Linked DNA regions of Homo sapiens: region 1 is linked to region 2. Evidence: chromatin loops called from intact Hi-C (ENCODE). Cell type or tissue: Caco-2. All regions are shown on one strand.

What was found. A loop is a pair of places that touch in the nucleus more often than their neighbours do. Peaks named below come from ENCODE experiments on the same cell type or tissue, not always from the same donor. Only the 100,000 strongest peaks of a DNase experiment are listed, where the experiment ranks them.
Region 1: it touches region 2 in a loop (2.4-fold over the local background); 11 of 110 quality-filtered maps call a loop at or near these places.

Annotation. Positions count from the first base shown.
Region 1 is chr21:46,018,373-46,026,372 of GRCh38, reverse strand. No RefSeq gene overlaps it. Among named protein-coding and RNA genes, the nearest start is that of COL6A1, 41 kb to the right of the region's middle. RefSeq lists an enhancer at 2,947-3,446. In Caco-2, no CTCF peak of the experiment used is centred here; DNase peaks (open chromatin) are centred at 959 and 3,672; H3K4me3 peaks cover 424 bases.
Region 2 is chr21:45,966,880-45,974,879 of GRCh38, reverse strand. LOC101928796 (a long non-coding RNA gene) reads right to left here and starts at 1,910. Exons shown (of 2, transcript NR_109931.1): 1 at 1,704-1,910; 2 at 1-786. RefSeq lists enhancers at 43-843, 1,153-1,202 and silencers at 1,463-1,532, 4,171-4,465. In Caco-2, CTCF peaks have their summits at 1,085 and 4,057 (motif pointing left); DNase peaks (open chromatin) are centred at 499, 1,039 and 4,049; H3K4me3 peaks cover 1,480 bases.

The sequences.
Region 1 (8,000 bases), 51 kb before region 2:
GGTCTGTTTTTCAAGGTTTTTATCCATTTTATCTAAACTGTTAATTCTTCAGATATTTTTGTCTTCCATTTTCTCTCTCTCATTTTTAGATCCCAAATTCTTATATTTCAGACTTCTTGTTATAATCCCGCATTTTGCAGAAGTTCTGTTCATATTTTGAAAAATCTTTTTCCTTTGTCTTGAGGAAAAAGTTTGAATACTTTCCAGTGACCTTCAAGTTCGTGATTCTTTCTTCTGCATTATACAATTGAAGCCCACCCATTGATTTTTTTCTTTCATATGGTCTATTAGTATTCACATTCATCTTTTGAAATATACCATTTGTTCACCCACATTTGAAATAATTGTTTTAGTATTTTCTCTTCCCAATTACTGGTTCATCTGATAATCATCTCCTTCTAGAGATTTTGTTTTCTTCTAAGTATAAACCATACATTTTCACTTACTTGCATGTTTTATATATTTTTGTTGTTTGGCACATTGTGTATAAATGAATAATGAAGATTGAAGCATTTTTGTTTTGGTTCCTTAGACATGCATTTCCTTTCCTCAGAATGTAGTGAGGGTGAGAAGCCAATCACTCAGCTTTCTCCTAGAATCTCCTTGAGAAAAAAAAAAATTGCAGCTTTAACCTGTGATTACTCAACTTCAAATTCCTGAGATAGAGTTTTTCAGACTTGTCAGTGTTTGGTCTTAGAGGGGGCTGGTTGCAGTTTCAACTCAGGCAGGGGTGTGGAATCCATTAATCACAGCAAGTATGAGATCTTATGGTTTATTTCTGCTTAGCCACCCTTCCTCCACTGCTATGTTTATGTCAAAACTTGGAGTGGGGAAGGTGAATTGCTCAGGTTATGTGCTCTATCCTTGCCTTTGTGGCTTTTCTAGACTCCAATTTGTCCCATCAGTTCATACTGCCACCCAAAGTTCAGCAGACAGCACTTTGTCCCCATAAAGTTTCTTATCCACAGCAGGCCGATCCTCCTCAGACCTCAGTAGGAAGCCTGGGAGCTGTCATCTCTCTTTCTTGCCTATGCTTGTTTCTTTCTGGAATTCAGTTCTCAAGGCTTTCTTCATGCTGCTGCCTGACCACGACCCCCACCCCAGTCTTTTAGAAAAGTACAATTTTAATTTTGTTTGAGTTTCTCTTGTTGTTCTCATGGGAACAAAGTCTTTCTCATGTTAATATAAAGCAGAACTCTCCTGTATCTGGCATTCTGCTACTTTCTTTTTCCAGTCAAAGTGTGTCATGGATTTTTTTCATGTGAACACAAATAGGTTTACCTTATAATTTAGAGCTTTAAACACTTATACTTTGTTTTTCAAACAGACGTAATGCCTTTTCATTATTGGTAGAGTACTAAAAGCACAATAAAAAATAAAAAAATCAAAGTTAATCATTAACTTTCCTTGTCTTCTTTTTTTAAAAAATTGAGGAATAACTTACATATGGCAAAATGCCCAAATCTCAATTGTATAGCTCAATAAATTTTAGATATATTTACACTGTGTGACCACTGCTCATATCGAGATATAGAACATTTCCATCATTATTCTTCCCAGTCAATATTGTCTCCCAGAGAAAACCATTATTTTCATTTCTAGCATCATGGTTTGGATTTTTCCGGTTCTTAAGTTTAATAATTGGAAGTGTGTAGTATGTACTCTACTGTGCCTGACTTCTTTTGCTCAAATAATGTCTGTGAGATTCATCCATACTGTCATGTGTCTCTATTGCTTATTCTTTTTATTGTTGTATACTATTCCATTGATGAATTACACTACAATTATTTCTCCATTAGCCAAGTGATAGACAATTGAGTTGCTTCAAGTTTTTGGCTTGTTATCAATGAAGTCGCTGTGAATTGTTGTTGGACATTTCACTGATTTTTCTAACTTTGCTTAGGGTGAAATGATTGTATCATGAAGAGATGTATATATAGCTTTAACAGAAATTGCCTATTTTCCCACATGATGGAATCACTTCGCATTCCAGGAGTGTATGAAAGTTCCAGTTGTTTCACGTCCTCACCACATTTGGTATTATCAGCCTTTTTAGAGTGCTGTCACTCTGTTGGGTATGTGATAGGGCCTCATAAAGTCTTAACTTGTACTTCCCTGATGCTCTCCCATTCTTTTTAGTGGCTGCATGTTATTCTCCAGTATGAATATGCTGGAATTTATTTAGCCATTCCCTGCTGATGGATATTATCTTTGTTTCTAGTTTTAATTCTTTAAAATACTGTTTCATTTCACACTTTTGACCCATACCTTTGGGTCCACATGCAGATATTTCTGGGTTCAGGTCTTAGGGTACTCAGCACTGCAGTGTAAGGCATGAGGGAGCAAGCATGTCATGTAGAGCCCCTCACAGCCTGCCCACAAGACCCCCGTCCAGTATTATGCTGGTTCTTCTCACATGACACCAACACTTTGAACCAGATGCTTCTGGAAAAGTGACGCCTTTCCCATGCTAAGTCCCGGACCACATGTTAAGCTGTGTTTCCATTATCTTGCTCCTTCAAAGGCTTTTTTTCTGGAATCGCCTCTTCTTTTGACATCAGCATGAATGGGATGCATTTCCCTGGTTTTCCTTTCTTGGCTGCCTTTTAGACAAGGCATTTTGAAGATAACAGTTTTACTGCCTGTCACTGCAGCAAAGCAGACCGGTGACGACAGAAACCGAGCGGAGGAAGTTTTATGGCTCCTAAGTCATCCTGGAGACCCCAGGCCTTGCAGTCACCCTCCGCAGCCCACACTGCCCTGGTCCTGGCCACTGAGGTGAAAATTATAAGCTTCCCCTCCTGGGGTTTCCTTTTTTCTTTGCTCACATCAGGAACATCTACATTCAGACCTGGGTGGACTCTTTCCTTTTTTAAAGTTCCTGATATTGAGAGAGCTTGAGTCCATCAAAACTCTGGACAGTTAGGAAAGACTTGCCATAACCACACATAACGGACAGGCCTGGCCTGGACACCATCCTGAAGCTCACCCTAGAGCGCGGACGCGTCCGCACAGGTGGACGGCGTGGTGCTCGGAATGCAGTCACCCTGGATTGCGGACACTGGCTCCTCAACTCTAGCCGCGTTTGTTTGGGTGGGCACCTTTGACCTCTCTGTGCCTCACTGCCTCATCTGCGACACATGGGAAGGCAGAGGATCCACTTCAGAAGGTGGCTGAACCAGGACATTGAGGCGTGTGAGGTAACAGCCTGCAACACCGTCCACACGGGTGTGGGTGATGCCATCACCCCCGATTCCCCAGAGGAGGGGGCAGACGCAGACGACTCCAAGCTGGGACCAACCACCTGCTCAGTGGAGTCATCAACACCGCCGGCTGTGGACCCGGTGCTGCGTTTGGATCCCGGCCCTGTGCCTCAGTTACCCCATGGGTCCAGTGAGAGCAGGCACAGCCTGTCTGGCCAGCCGCTGGGGACTACACAGCCCCAGCTGTGCAAACCGCCACCAGCGGGCCCAGGTGGCCCAAGCCAGGCGGTCACCAAGCAGCCCAGCAGGAGGCTCTGGACCAGAAAGAGGCTCCCACTCAGCTGGGAGGGTGAGGCAGGGGCAGCCCAAGGTGGATGAACATGGATGCCGCTGGAAGCCCCACATCACTGGAAATGCACATCCAGAGCCAAGCAGGAGCCAGGCCACCGTGCATCTAGCCTGTGATTGGTTTAGAGATGCACACGTGATGCCCCTCCAGCCAATGAGATGCAAGGACTAGGAGCCTGGGGGAATCTGGGAAGGGTTTCTCTTCGGGACCACAGCCTCAGCTCCGGGTCTGCGGCTGCTTATCGTGTGGTGTGTGCGGACTCCCCAGGCACTTGCTGTCTCGCTGCAGCCCCTGTCCCCGTGTGGTGGCACCCTCAGGACCCCAGGGGAACAAGCGTGGAAGCGGGAGCCCAGGCTCCGAGGGCGGGGTTTCTGGGGACGCCGAGGCTACTGAGTTCACCGCTGGCTGGAGCAGAACGGACGGCAGCAGCCAGAACCCCACCCTTGAGGGCCTTCGAGCTCTGGGGCCTGTTGCAGGTTTTGAAAGCTCCTCCTGCTCCAGGGTGAATGCCGAAGTGCTTTTCATTTTCCGGGAAGCTGGTTTGGGAGACATTGTTACATTGCAAGTATTGCCAATCCGAGTCCTCCAGAAAGGCCGCGAGGAAGCTCATCTCCCTCACGGAAGGAATGTTCGTGCGCAGCTGCGAGTGGCCCTCATCCTCCGCCATGTGGTGTTTGAACAAAGTGTTTTGTTTGGTTTTTGTAGCTTCCAGATCACGTAAGGAATGCTAACATCCCAGACCTGAGCCTGTGGGCTGCTTTTCCTCCAAGTCAATGGCAGCTAGCTGGGCCTGGGCTCTAGCCCAGATGGTGGGAGTGACTTGGTCTGGGTTGGGCCTGGCATCAGAATCTTTAAAGATTCTCCCACCTCCAAATTATGCATGTGAAGCCAGCAGAGGACCTCTGCTCTGAAAGCCTGCTCAGGTTGGGACTGAAGGCCACCTGGAGGAGATGGCCGACCATCGAGTCCAGGTGATGGCTCCAGGTCCCTTCCCGATTTGTGCCTGGAGTCTGCAGGGTCATTTCTGTGCCCCCAGTTAGTGGGAGGCAGCTTGACACATGGGAAGTCCATTGTGTGTCTGGGACTTCTTACCGTACTTGTCCCCTCAGTCTCCTGGAGTGGTTCAGACATCGCAAGCCTCAGCTCAGCCATCCTGTACGTGCTCTACCACAGGGAAGTCTGAACAGCACTATGGCAGCTGACCTCAGCCTTTTCCGCCACATTTGGGAACCATCTGGGAGAAGAGATCAAACGCAAGCCCTAGGGGAAACCTCAGATCCAACTGGCAAAAGATATATAAATATGCTGAACAGGAGACAGAACCCACAGAAAAGCAACATGAAGGCAAAAGTAGTGGGGATCTGACCTAGGAATGCTGTCTTAACAAAAAGCGCAGCAGTGGATGGCTGCAGCTCATATGCGTGGAGCAGCCTAGAGAGTGAGGCAGTTTTCATCCCCTCCTCACTTCATCTTTTTTTTTTTTTTTTTTTTTTTTTTTTTTTTTTTTTTGAGACAGAGTCTTGCTCTGTCGCCCAGGCTGGAGTGCAGTGGCACGATCTCAGCTCACTGCAAGCTCTGTCTCCCAGGTTCACGCCATTCTCCTGCCTCAGCCTCCTGAGTAGCTGGGACTACAGGCGCCCGCCATCACGCCCGGCTAATTTTTTGTATTTTTAGTAGAGACGGGGTTTCGCCGTGTTAGCCAGGATGGTCTTGATCTCCTGACCTCGTGATCTGCCCGCCTCGGCCTCCCAAAGTGCTGGGATTACAGGCGTGAGCCACCGCATCCAGCCTCACCTCATCTTATAGCCATGCGATAGACACTTTTATCCAGCTTTACACATTGTATTTAAATACTTCCCATCGTACTTACCACGCCCTTGGCACTGGTCTAAGTGCATTGCAAAGATCACTTGAACCCTCAGGACAGCATTCTGCCATGGGTGATGTTATTACTCCCACATCAGAGATGAGCAAATGGAGGCCCTGACGGCTGAGATCTGAGTCTATGCAGGTCAGCTCCAGAGCCTATGCTCTTAACCTCAGCACTGTGCCGCCTCTGGCACAGTAACAAGGACTAAAGCAAGGAAGCTGTCAAGTTCAAGTTCTGCTCTTCCTTCAAAGAGCCAGATACATTTGGCTTTGAGTCTAGGCATGTCAAAGTCCAGCGTTCTCCTGGGGTGGGGTGGGGGGGTCTTCTACTTCATGAAGACTCTCCTCCTGATTTCACGTCTTAGGACCAGGGTCTGTATGCTGTAGGCAGTCCTGCCCTATATTCACCTGGGTGCAGAACTCTACAATGTGGCACTCCTCAAAAGCTTTCTGCTACATGGGGTGCTGGCGGAGGGTATTCATGTTGTGAAACACTAAGATGTACCTGGACTTCTGAAGTCCACTTTGCTATCCCCCAGACTTAACCCCTCCACAGCCTCAGCATTTTCTCTTCCCTCCCACATTTCCCCTAGTGACTGTAAACTCTTCAGTTCATTGTAGGTACACCTATGCCAACTCCCTTTTCTGAAGTAGCCATAATGAGGAGAATGGGTGCCAACACTTTTGCCCTTCATCTCAGTACTTGTCGAATTTTTACAAAGAAAATGAGAGCTCTTTCCACCAAGACACCTCTGGTGAATGAAGCTCTCTTAATTTTGTGGTTAGAAAATGTTTCTGTCTCTACCCAACTGGAGAAGGAAAAGCACAGGACAAGGAGGGAGAAGGCTCCATGTTATAGCCCCACCATCCACTGCCTGAGGGCCTGGAGAAAGTCAAGTCACCTCCCCTAGTCCCAGTTTTCTCTTCAGTAATTTAGGGACCATAGCACCTACTCTGTACTTGTGAAGAATTGTCAGTGATTTCTGGTTTAGGGAGCTGGGTGAAGCCCCCTGTCTCACTACCCTCACACCCAAGGATATGAACCACAACGGTTTGAGCAAGAAAAGACAAACAGCAACAGCCTTTACTGTTGAAAGTGGAGGAAGGGAAATCAGCTCCTTGCATCAAAGCAGCACCTGCCTCCACTCTGCCTGGAAGCTGCAGTGGGAGAGGACAGAAGTCAGAGCCCAAGGGAATGCCCCCCTCTCTGCCCCCCAATGATTCCTCTAAAAGGAGAGGGCTGAAGGAGATGGGAAAGGAGGTGGGAATTTCAGAGGAATTGTGGCCTTTCTCACCTTACTTCCTCCTGCCCCCACCAGACCCATGGTGATTCCTTATGAATTAGGGCTGGGGTTGCCAGCTTGGAAAGCCAAGTCTCAACAACTTTTAGATAGTCTCGGAAGAAAATGACATAAATCCTTATGAGGTGAAGTTGACAAATCAGGAGGTTTGGGGAAAGGAGTGTAAGTGTATTAGAATACTGGTCTTTCACAGTGGGAAGGCACAGATAGTTTCTAAGTTGGAAAAACATCAAGAAGTAACAGTTCTAAAGGGAGCCATAGGAAGAACTAAAATAAAAATGAGAATGAATTGGCTGGGCACGGTGGCTTAACGCCTGTAATCCCAGCACTTTGGGAAGCTGAGGCCAGCAGATTGCCTGAGCTCAGGAGTTCAAGACCAGCCTGGGCAACATGATGAAACCCCATCTCTACTAAAATACAAAAAATTAGCCCAGAGTGGCAGCGTGCACCTGTAGTCCAAGCCACTTGGGAGGCTGGGGGAGGGGAATTGCTTAACACGGAGGCAGAGGTTGCAGTGAGCCAGGATCGTGCCACTGCACTCTAGCCTGGGCAACAGAGCAGGACTCTGTCCAAAAAAAAAAAATTATAATCAGGAAAGATCAGAAAGTAGGTAAGAGGAGGAGAGGTGAGAAAAGTAGGTAAGAGAAGGTCTGCTGCTTTTCTTATCTTTTAACGTATATGTTCAATAGACATTGTCTAAAGTGCTAAATCTACAAAAAGAGTGTTGGGGTGTTTTATGGACTGAATGCTTGTGCCTCCTCCTCTCTCAAATTTGTATGTTGAAGCCCTAACTTCCAGTGTGGCCGTATTTAAAACAGGAAGTAATTGAGGTTAAATGAGGTCATAAGGGTCAGGCACTGATCTGATAGGAGCAGTGTCCTTAGAGACACCAAATATTTTTCTATACCCTCACAATCTCCTTCCATGTGTGAACCTGGCAAGAGAGCCACTGTTTTCAAGCCAGGAAGAGATCCTCCCCTATACCAGAAATCACCTATGCTGGCACCTTGATGTACTTCCAGTCTCCGGAACTGTGAGAGAAAGTAAATTTCTGTTGTTTAAGTCACCCAGTCTGTGGTACTTTGTTATTGTAGCCCAGGGAGACTAATATAGGGTATAATATATGAAAGAAAAAAGTGGAATAATTGAACAGTGTAACCCTTTCAGATCACCATAAGGAAAACATCCCACTTCTGAAAGAAGTTCATACAGTGAGAGTTAGAAAATAAAACATTATAAATAGAAAATGTAAAATGCTGGCATTAAAACAAAATGTGT
Region 2 (8,000 bases):
TGACTCATCAAGGAGGACCCTGTTTCCAGGGGTTACACATGCGGTTTCCGCGGTGGTGGCCCTGTACGGCCAGTGGAAGTGGCACAGGGACAGAGAGGCACATGCCGGCCCCTCCAAGGGCCCAAGGGGTGCACGCGGCCCTCGGCTCCTGTCCCGGCACCTGGGCATGGCGGCCATCCCCTCCCCTCCCTCCTTTGTGGGGGGTGAACCCATCTCCATCTCCTCCTCCCTGTGAAGGTCCAGGGGTCTGGCTGGCCCGCGTGTTTGCTGGGCACCTAGGGCAGGGCGGCGTCTGGCCCCAGCCTGTTTGCGGAGTGTGAATGAGTCCGCTGGCCGGAGGCAGCCTGCGGTTGGATCTCCCCGGGCTTCGGGTGGGGCGGGTCCCAGGGCCGCGGGTGGGGAAAGTGCAGCCCATCCTGGTCCCAAGCGGGGGTGCGACGGCTCAACACTGGTCCTTGTGAGTCAGGCTCTCCCTACAGGACGTCCCCCAGGTGATCGCTGGGGCCTCGTTGACCACGGGCCTCCCCAGTCGCCAACGGGAAGGCAGAAGGCAGAAAAGAGGCCAGCCGGGAGGCGGCCGTTGCCACAGGAGCCCGCGGCGCGGGGAGGACGCCTCGGCTGCAGGCGGGGCTCCTGGCAAGCGTCGGGGACGCGGCCTCCCACCGGTCGGGTCGGGAGGGAGCAGGCTTCTGGGGAGAGTGGGCGACCTCGGCGATCCAGGAATCGGTCTGCGACAGACTGACTCCTAGATAGGAAAACACACGTTTCCGGCAGCATCGCCTGTAACTGGAAAGACACAAGGCTCAATGCCGGGGACTGGTCCGTCAATCACGGGCCCTGGGACAGTCCTGCGGCCCCCAGACAGCGGCGAAGAAAGCTCTGCGCGCCCCGGTTTGTTCCGGGAGCGCCTCTGGGAGCCGCAGGCTCTGGATATCAGAGGGAGGGCGCGACCCCGTGGCGGGAGCCGCAGGGTGCTGGGGTTGCGTTCCCGCCCTCTCTGCGTTTCCTTTAGTGACTCCCGCTAAGAGGGGCTGAGGCGGAAACCCCCGCACTGAGTGTGAAACTCAGGAGCTCGCTGAGGCCCCCTGGTGCTTCCCGGGGCCGCGTGCATTGGCCTGATTTCATTTTGTTCCGTTGCCTGTAAGCTGAGAATTTCATTTTCTGGTGAGAATCCGCCATAGAAGCTCTGGTTCTGGGAACTGTCATTTCAAAGAGACGCAAAAAAAAAAAAAAAAAAAAAAAAAGACTGAAAGACTGTCTCGATGGCGCTGTGATCTCGCTGGGTTGAGAGGCCACTGCCCTGAAACCCAGGGCCCGTGAGGCAAAGGGTGGCGGGGGGTCCAGGGCTGCCCAGCGCTGGCAACACAGAGGCTCCCCCAAGCCATGCCGGGGGCTGGCACCGCCTCCTGAGGACCCCCGAGTGGATCCCTCTCCCAGGCTGGCATCACGCCCCATCCCGTGGCTCCCGGGCGCCCATCAGGGGCTGGTCCAACACGCCCTCCAGGGAGGGCTGGAGACTGCAGAAGAGCGCTCTGAGCCCGTCTGACCGCACGGGGTGGGCTCCCGCCGCAGGCAGGCCCGGCCCCCGGGACACGGACGCGGCAGGGACGTCCCCCACGGCACGGGGCCCGCAGCCCCTAGAGCTGGGCCCCGGAGGCGGCTGCGAGGCTGCGGGGCTGGACGGGTTAAGCCTTTCCCGTTACCTCATGCTGGCCTCCGCCTCTGAACATCTGGCAGGAATATTTCTTTACAGCCGTCTGAGCTGTGGGGGAGTCTGGCTGCGTTCCCAGAGCCTTTTCCTCAGATTTCAGCGGAATGGGGGAGCCAGCAGGAGCCGGCGTGGACCCCAGGGAGGAGGCTTCCCGGGAAGGGACGGCGCTGAGGCCGCACCTGGCCCCCAGAGCCCACCCTGAAGGCTCCCGGGCAGCCAGCGCATTCCTGCTGACGAGAATCACTTCCGGCGCCGCTGACCCGGCCCGGGAGACCCTGTTCCGGCGCCGCTGACCCGGCCCGGGAGACCCTGAGATGTCTGTGGGCAGCAGTGGGAGCCCTCGGGTGGGGTTGCCGAGGCTGCGGAGGGCCAGGGCTGCACGAGTGGCACAGCTCAGACCTGGGGTCCCTGTGTGAGACCCCGCACCCCGGGCCGGGGCCCGAAACTCCCTCCTCTGTGCCCCCATCATGGCTTCTGGGCCCAAAAGGTCGTGGGGGGAGGGGCGGGCTCCCGAGCACTGGGTTTCAAGCCCCGATGCTGTCGGTCCTGCCGGCCCCATGCTCAGACACCCGGTTCCCTTCGCAGCGCAGGGCAGGGCCCAGGGGCTTCTAGGACCTGGTCTCGGAGCTCCACACAGGCCCTCCCCCGGCAGTGGGGAGCTCAGCTGCGGGGGCTGCCCCATGTCCCGCTCACCCGCCGGCATGCAGCAGTTTTAACGAGGCTGGGGCAGTAGGGAAGAAAGGGTTAGGATCCCTTACAGACCAGCAGCCCCCACTCCGGCTGGGTCCCAGAGAGACGGGGGCGGGGGGCTCCTTGCCACTCTGCAGGGAGCTGAACATGGGTGGTCACAGTCCCACATCACCCCACTCCTCAGACACCCAGAGGGTTTCCACGCAGGACCACAGCATCTGTAGGGGGCCACTCAGACCCTCCGTCTCTCTGCCTGACCACACCGTGGCTCAGAGAAACTGCTGGCATCCTGCCTGGTATACCCCAGGCTGGATGTGCCAGGAAAGCTGGGGCAGTCAGAACTGGGTGCGGTCCCAGCTCTGTCACCCACTAGTTGCCTGAGCTCGGGTCGGGACACAGGCTCCCAGAAGCTCCGTTTTCTCAAGTTGTCAAGAGAATGTCCACTCTGTCGGTGGGAGCTGATGGAGGGAGTAACAGTGACAGAGCTGGGGCTCCCATGAGGCCGAGGTCCACAGGCCCGGGGCTCAGAGACCAGTCCAGATGGACGCAGCACACAGCTGCCAGGGGCCCGCCCACCCAGCCCAGCTTCCCAGCATCTGGTTTCCATTGTCCCCACATGGGAGTCACAGAGCCTGGGGCCGAGTGCCTGGGTAACATCTGGGCTTCTCAGGAACACTCACACTCCCTGGGCCAATCAAACCCCAAAGAGAGGGTGCGGTGGGAACGCGGCTGGTCTGTGGAAAGAGACCTCATCTCCGTTCAGGGCCTCCAGGCCTCAGGGCCATCTCAGTGCCCACCTTACGGAGCTGTGGCTGGAGGCTCTGGGATCAGGACAAACTGGGAGCGAGACGCAGCCATCCCTGCTCTGGGCTGGGTCTGGGGTCCCAGGGTGCCAGCCACAGCCAGGCCGGAGGGCCCAGAGCAAGGCCCTCCCAGGTGCCCGGCCTCTGGAGTCCCCACCCTTGGGAGGCAGAGACCCTCGCGTTCAGCAGGGTGACCTCCGTGATCTAGGGCTCCTGGGCTACTGCCAGTTCCCTCCCCAAACATGTGACCCCAAAAGCATCAGGATCTGAGGGTTGTTTCAGAGCTGGGGGAGGGGTTGGGTGCTCTTTTGCCCTCAGGAGAGCAGGCCCAGTACTCAGTGAGTGCCCAGGGGTGAGGAGGGCTCAGGAGGCCAGCGCCGGGCCATCAGCCTCTGCACCCCAGGGTCTGAACTCAGGGTCTGAGCGAGTCCAGGGCTGCCCTGCAGTGACAGGGAGGGCCGAGGGTGGCAGAACTGGTGATGGTGGCTCTGGAGATGGCGGTGGGGGAAACGGGGGCAGGCAGCCTGGCTTTGGGACCCCAGGCCCCAAGGTCACAGTGACCTGTAGCCTGCTGGGTCCAGATACACAAGCAATTGTCACAGCCTAGCAGCTGGGGGGCTCTAGGAGGGAGGCTGGGGCTGCACAGTGAGGGGCAGTGCGGGGTGTGGGACACGGTTTCTGGAGTCTCTGCTCCCCCAGCCTCGTCCCTGCACAATCGCAGGCCCCCTCCTCCCCTCCCACTGAAGCTCACTCCAGACAGCTAGGTTGACAGCTGGGTGGGTGCCCCTGGACCCTGAGGCTGGTGAGGCTCCTGCGGACGCCATGGAGGGATGGTCAGGGGCGCCCTCTGCTGCCCATGGGCACCAGTGCAGGACGGTCCCCCGAGGGGCCCAGAGCCAGCACTGTCCCCTTTCCGTGGCCTCCCCGCTGGCCCCAGATGCCTGGGTCCACCGGTGCCTGGGAGACTCTGGCGAGGCTTCCGCTGGGGTCAGTGGATTTGCCACCCCCTCTCTGTCCTGACCCTGCCGGAGGCCAGTGAGGGAGCAGCTGGAACAGGGAGCCCTCCAGGCCTGCAGGCAGCGGCTTCCCTTGGCTGCAGGGACTGGGTGGGAGCCGGAGCCTGGCCCGGAGGCTGTGGGGTGCAGGAGGTGCGAGGAGCCCTAGGCCAGGGTCACAGCCCAGGTAGGAGGCATCAGGGCCTCCGTGGTCGTTGTTTTCAGCAGAGACCTCGGGGGAGACGCAGTGCCTGCCAGAGCCCACTGCAGTGGTCGGCTCCAGTTGCCCCAGGCCAGGCTACGCCTGGGCGTTTCTCCAGGTCTCCTGAGAACCCCTTTCCCCTGATAATGGGAACAATCCCCTCACCTTCCCCTTTGCAGAGGCAGGAATGGTGCTGGCTCACTGTTACATTATTCTCTTACCTCTTTGTCTCCTTTAATTTGACCTTTCCTGACCTTGACGTTTTTGAGACGTTTAAGCCACTTATTCTGTAAAATGCATCTCAAGTTGGGCTTGTGGGGCCGTTTCTCATGACCAGGTCCAGGCTGTGTGTTCCGGCCGGAATTCCACAGTAGTGCTGGGGGCCCTCGGGCGGGAGTCAGAGGCTGCTGCTAATGGGAGCTTCGATTTAGGGCAGCTTGAACCTGTGCTCCCAGGTGGCTGTCCTTAAGCTCTGGGCTCCAGTAAACTCTATGCTTAATCATATTTTCTGAGTCTGGTAATTTAAGACGGACAATGATATCCCTGTCTATCATCCGTCTAATTTTGTTATTCATCTATTGACCTCCAGCTACCATCCCTCAGTGTACTGGGGCTGCTGTAATGAAATGCCATACCGTGGGAGGCTTCCATAACAGAAACTAATTTTTTCATAGTTCCGGAAGCTAGAAGTTCAAGGTCAAGGTGCTGTCAGGGTTGGTTTCTGGTGAGGCCTCCCTCCCTGGCTTGCGTACAGCTGCCTTCTCATTTCTTCACATGGCCTCTTCTCTGTCCACTTGCAGAGAGAGAACAATCTCTGTGTCTCCTCTGAGAAGGACACCAGTCCTGTCAAATTAGAACCCCACCCTTATGACCCCATTTAACCATAACTACCTCCTTACAGGTCCCATCTCCAAATGCACTCACATTAGGGCTTAAGGGCTTTGACATATGAACACGGGAGGGACACAGTCAGTCTGTAACACCACTGACCCATGCACACCTGTGTGTCTGCTTGGCTGCCTTCCCGCCACTGTAACACCTTTTCAGAGAGTGGAGACCAGACCCCCACCAGCCACAGTGTAATTGTCTATTTGCTGCATCCGAGAATACACAGAAAGCAGCTTCAGGGTTGCTAATCCCTACCTGTGTGAAAAGCAAACCTACTGTGTAGAGCTTATTTATAATTTTTTAATAATATAATTATATATAAATAGATAATTATACAATTATAATATTTACTTATAATTTTGAGGGATCTTTGGCCTATGAGTACATGGTCAAAATACTTTGTTCAAAAATTTCTTTTTTTTTTTTGAGACAGAGTCTCGCTCTGTCACCCAGGCTGGGGTGCAGTGGTGCTATCTCGGCTCACTGCAACCTCCACCTCCTGGGTTTGAGCGATTCTCGTGCCTCAGCCTCCCAAGTAGCTGCACCTGCACCTGCAGGTGCCTGCCACCATGTCTGGCTAATTTCTGTATTTTTACTAGAGACAGGGTTTCAGCATATTGGCCAGGCTGGTCCCGAATGCCTGACCTCGGGTGATCCGCCGACTTTGGCCTCCCAAATTACAGGCATGAGCCACCATGCCTGGCCTGTTAAAAAATGTCTTATCCTCCCCTTTCCCTTGCATCCAGTGTGCTTATATTATCCATTTGAAATGAAATGAGTGTCGATTCCATTTTGTTTCCCCACGCTTATTGGTTTCAGTTATTAGTTTCTGAGTAGGGGAGACAATAACATGTTCTGAAGTTTGGAGTTACAGAAGGGTTTGCTCACGCAGTGGTCACTCCCGTCTCCCCCTCCTTTCTGCCCTGCCCCACCCACCTCCTGGAGGCAACCAGACATTCTCAATTCTCATTTAGCCTTTCTGTGTTTCTTTTTGCAAAAGTAAAATGATGCATGTATATTATTTTCTTATTTCTCTTTTTTCTCACCCCAAATAGCCTACTATAATCTTTTGCTCTTTGCCTTTTTTCATCACTTAACAACATACATTGAAATCACTCCGTGTTGGGTCATAGAGACCATCCTCATTCTCTGTGCAGCTGCATGAAGGCACTATGTGGCAGTACCTTAGCTTAGCCAACACACGTCTACACAGGAGCATTTAATTTTTTCCGGTATTTCACAACCACCAATTATACTGCATCAAATGACCTTGTGCCTACAAGTCTTCCTATCGTTGGAGGTTTTCTTCGGTGTGAATTCGTAACGTGGAGTTGCTGGGTCACGGAGTTTTATCGGATTGAACTGCCTTCCGCACGGCTGTGCAGCTTGGAGTCGTCAGCCAGTGAGAGGCCACGGCCTCATCAATACTGTAACTGTCACAACACGAGATTGGAGAGGACCTCTCACTGTAGTTTTAATTTTTATTTCTTATTCCAAATGAAGTTGAACAACTTTTCATATAATTAAAGATCTTTTTTTTTTTTTTTTTTTGAGACGGAGTCTCGCTCTGTCGCCCAGGCTGGAGTGCAGTGGCGGGATCTCGGCTCACTGCAAGCTCCGCCTCCCGGGTTCACGCCATTCTCCTGCCTCAGCCTCCCAAGTAGCTGGGACTACAGGCGCCCGCCAACACGCCCGGCTAATTTTTTGTATTTTTAGTAGAGACGGGGTTTCACCGTTTTAGCCGGGATGGTCTCGATCTCCTGACCTCGTGATCCGCCCGCCTCGGCCTCCCAAAGTGCTGGGATTACAGGCGTGAGCCACCGCGCCCGGCCTAAAGATCATTTTTATACATTTTTGGAGAAATGATCTATTCATGTTTCATGTCTTTTGCCCATTTTTCTGTTGAGTTTTTGATGTTTTCCCCCTCAAATATTGAATTTTTTAATATATGGAATATTAGCTATGCATCTGTGATTGTGCAGCACACACCTTCTCCTCGTCTCTCAATTTTCCTTTGCCTTTGTGGTGTTTTGGGCCATGCAGAATGCTATTATTTTCATGTAGTCAAATTAATCTTTTGTTTTGATTCCTAGAAAAATCTTTCCTCATATTCAGGGTATGGAGGAATTCACCTGTATTTCCTCTAGTACTTGTTTCATTTTTTACATTCAGATCCCAAATCCACTGGGGTGTATTCTTGTGTATGGTGTGAGGTGTGTGTGCCGGGGAAACTCTAACCCTGTTTCTCCTCTGCTCTCACACCACAACAACCGTCAACATGGAAGAAGACTTCTGCAACCAAATGTGCAGAGGTTTCCCCACACATCAGGCAGCGGGCACCTCTAATTCAGTTCCAACGCTGCCTGCCCAGAGCTAGTTTCACCTCCTACAGTGTAAGGGGTCCGTCCCCAAGACCACTCCCTCTTTCCCACCAGTGGCAAGTGTGGGCCTCTGGAGCCTCTGACCAACCAGCTTCCAGCTGGAGTTTGATTAATTTGCTGGAGTGGCTCACAGAACCCAGGGAAACACTTATGTACATTACCAGCTTATTATAAAGGATGTTGCAAAGGATACGCATGAAGAGGCCGAGGGGGAGGGAAGGGGGAGGGGCTTGTTGCTTCCATGTCCTCCCCGGGCAGCACCCTCCAGGACCTTCCATGTATTCAACTCCAAAAGCTCACTGAACACTGTTCTCGTGGGCTTTTATAGAA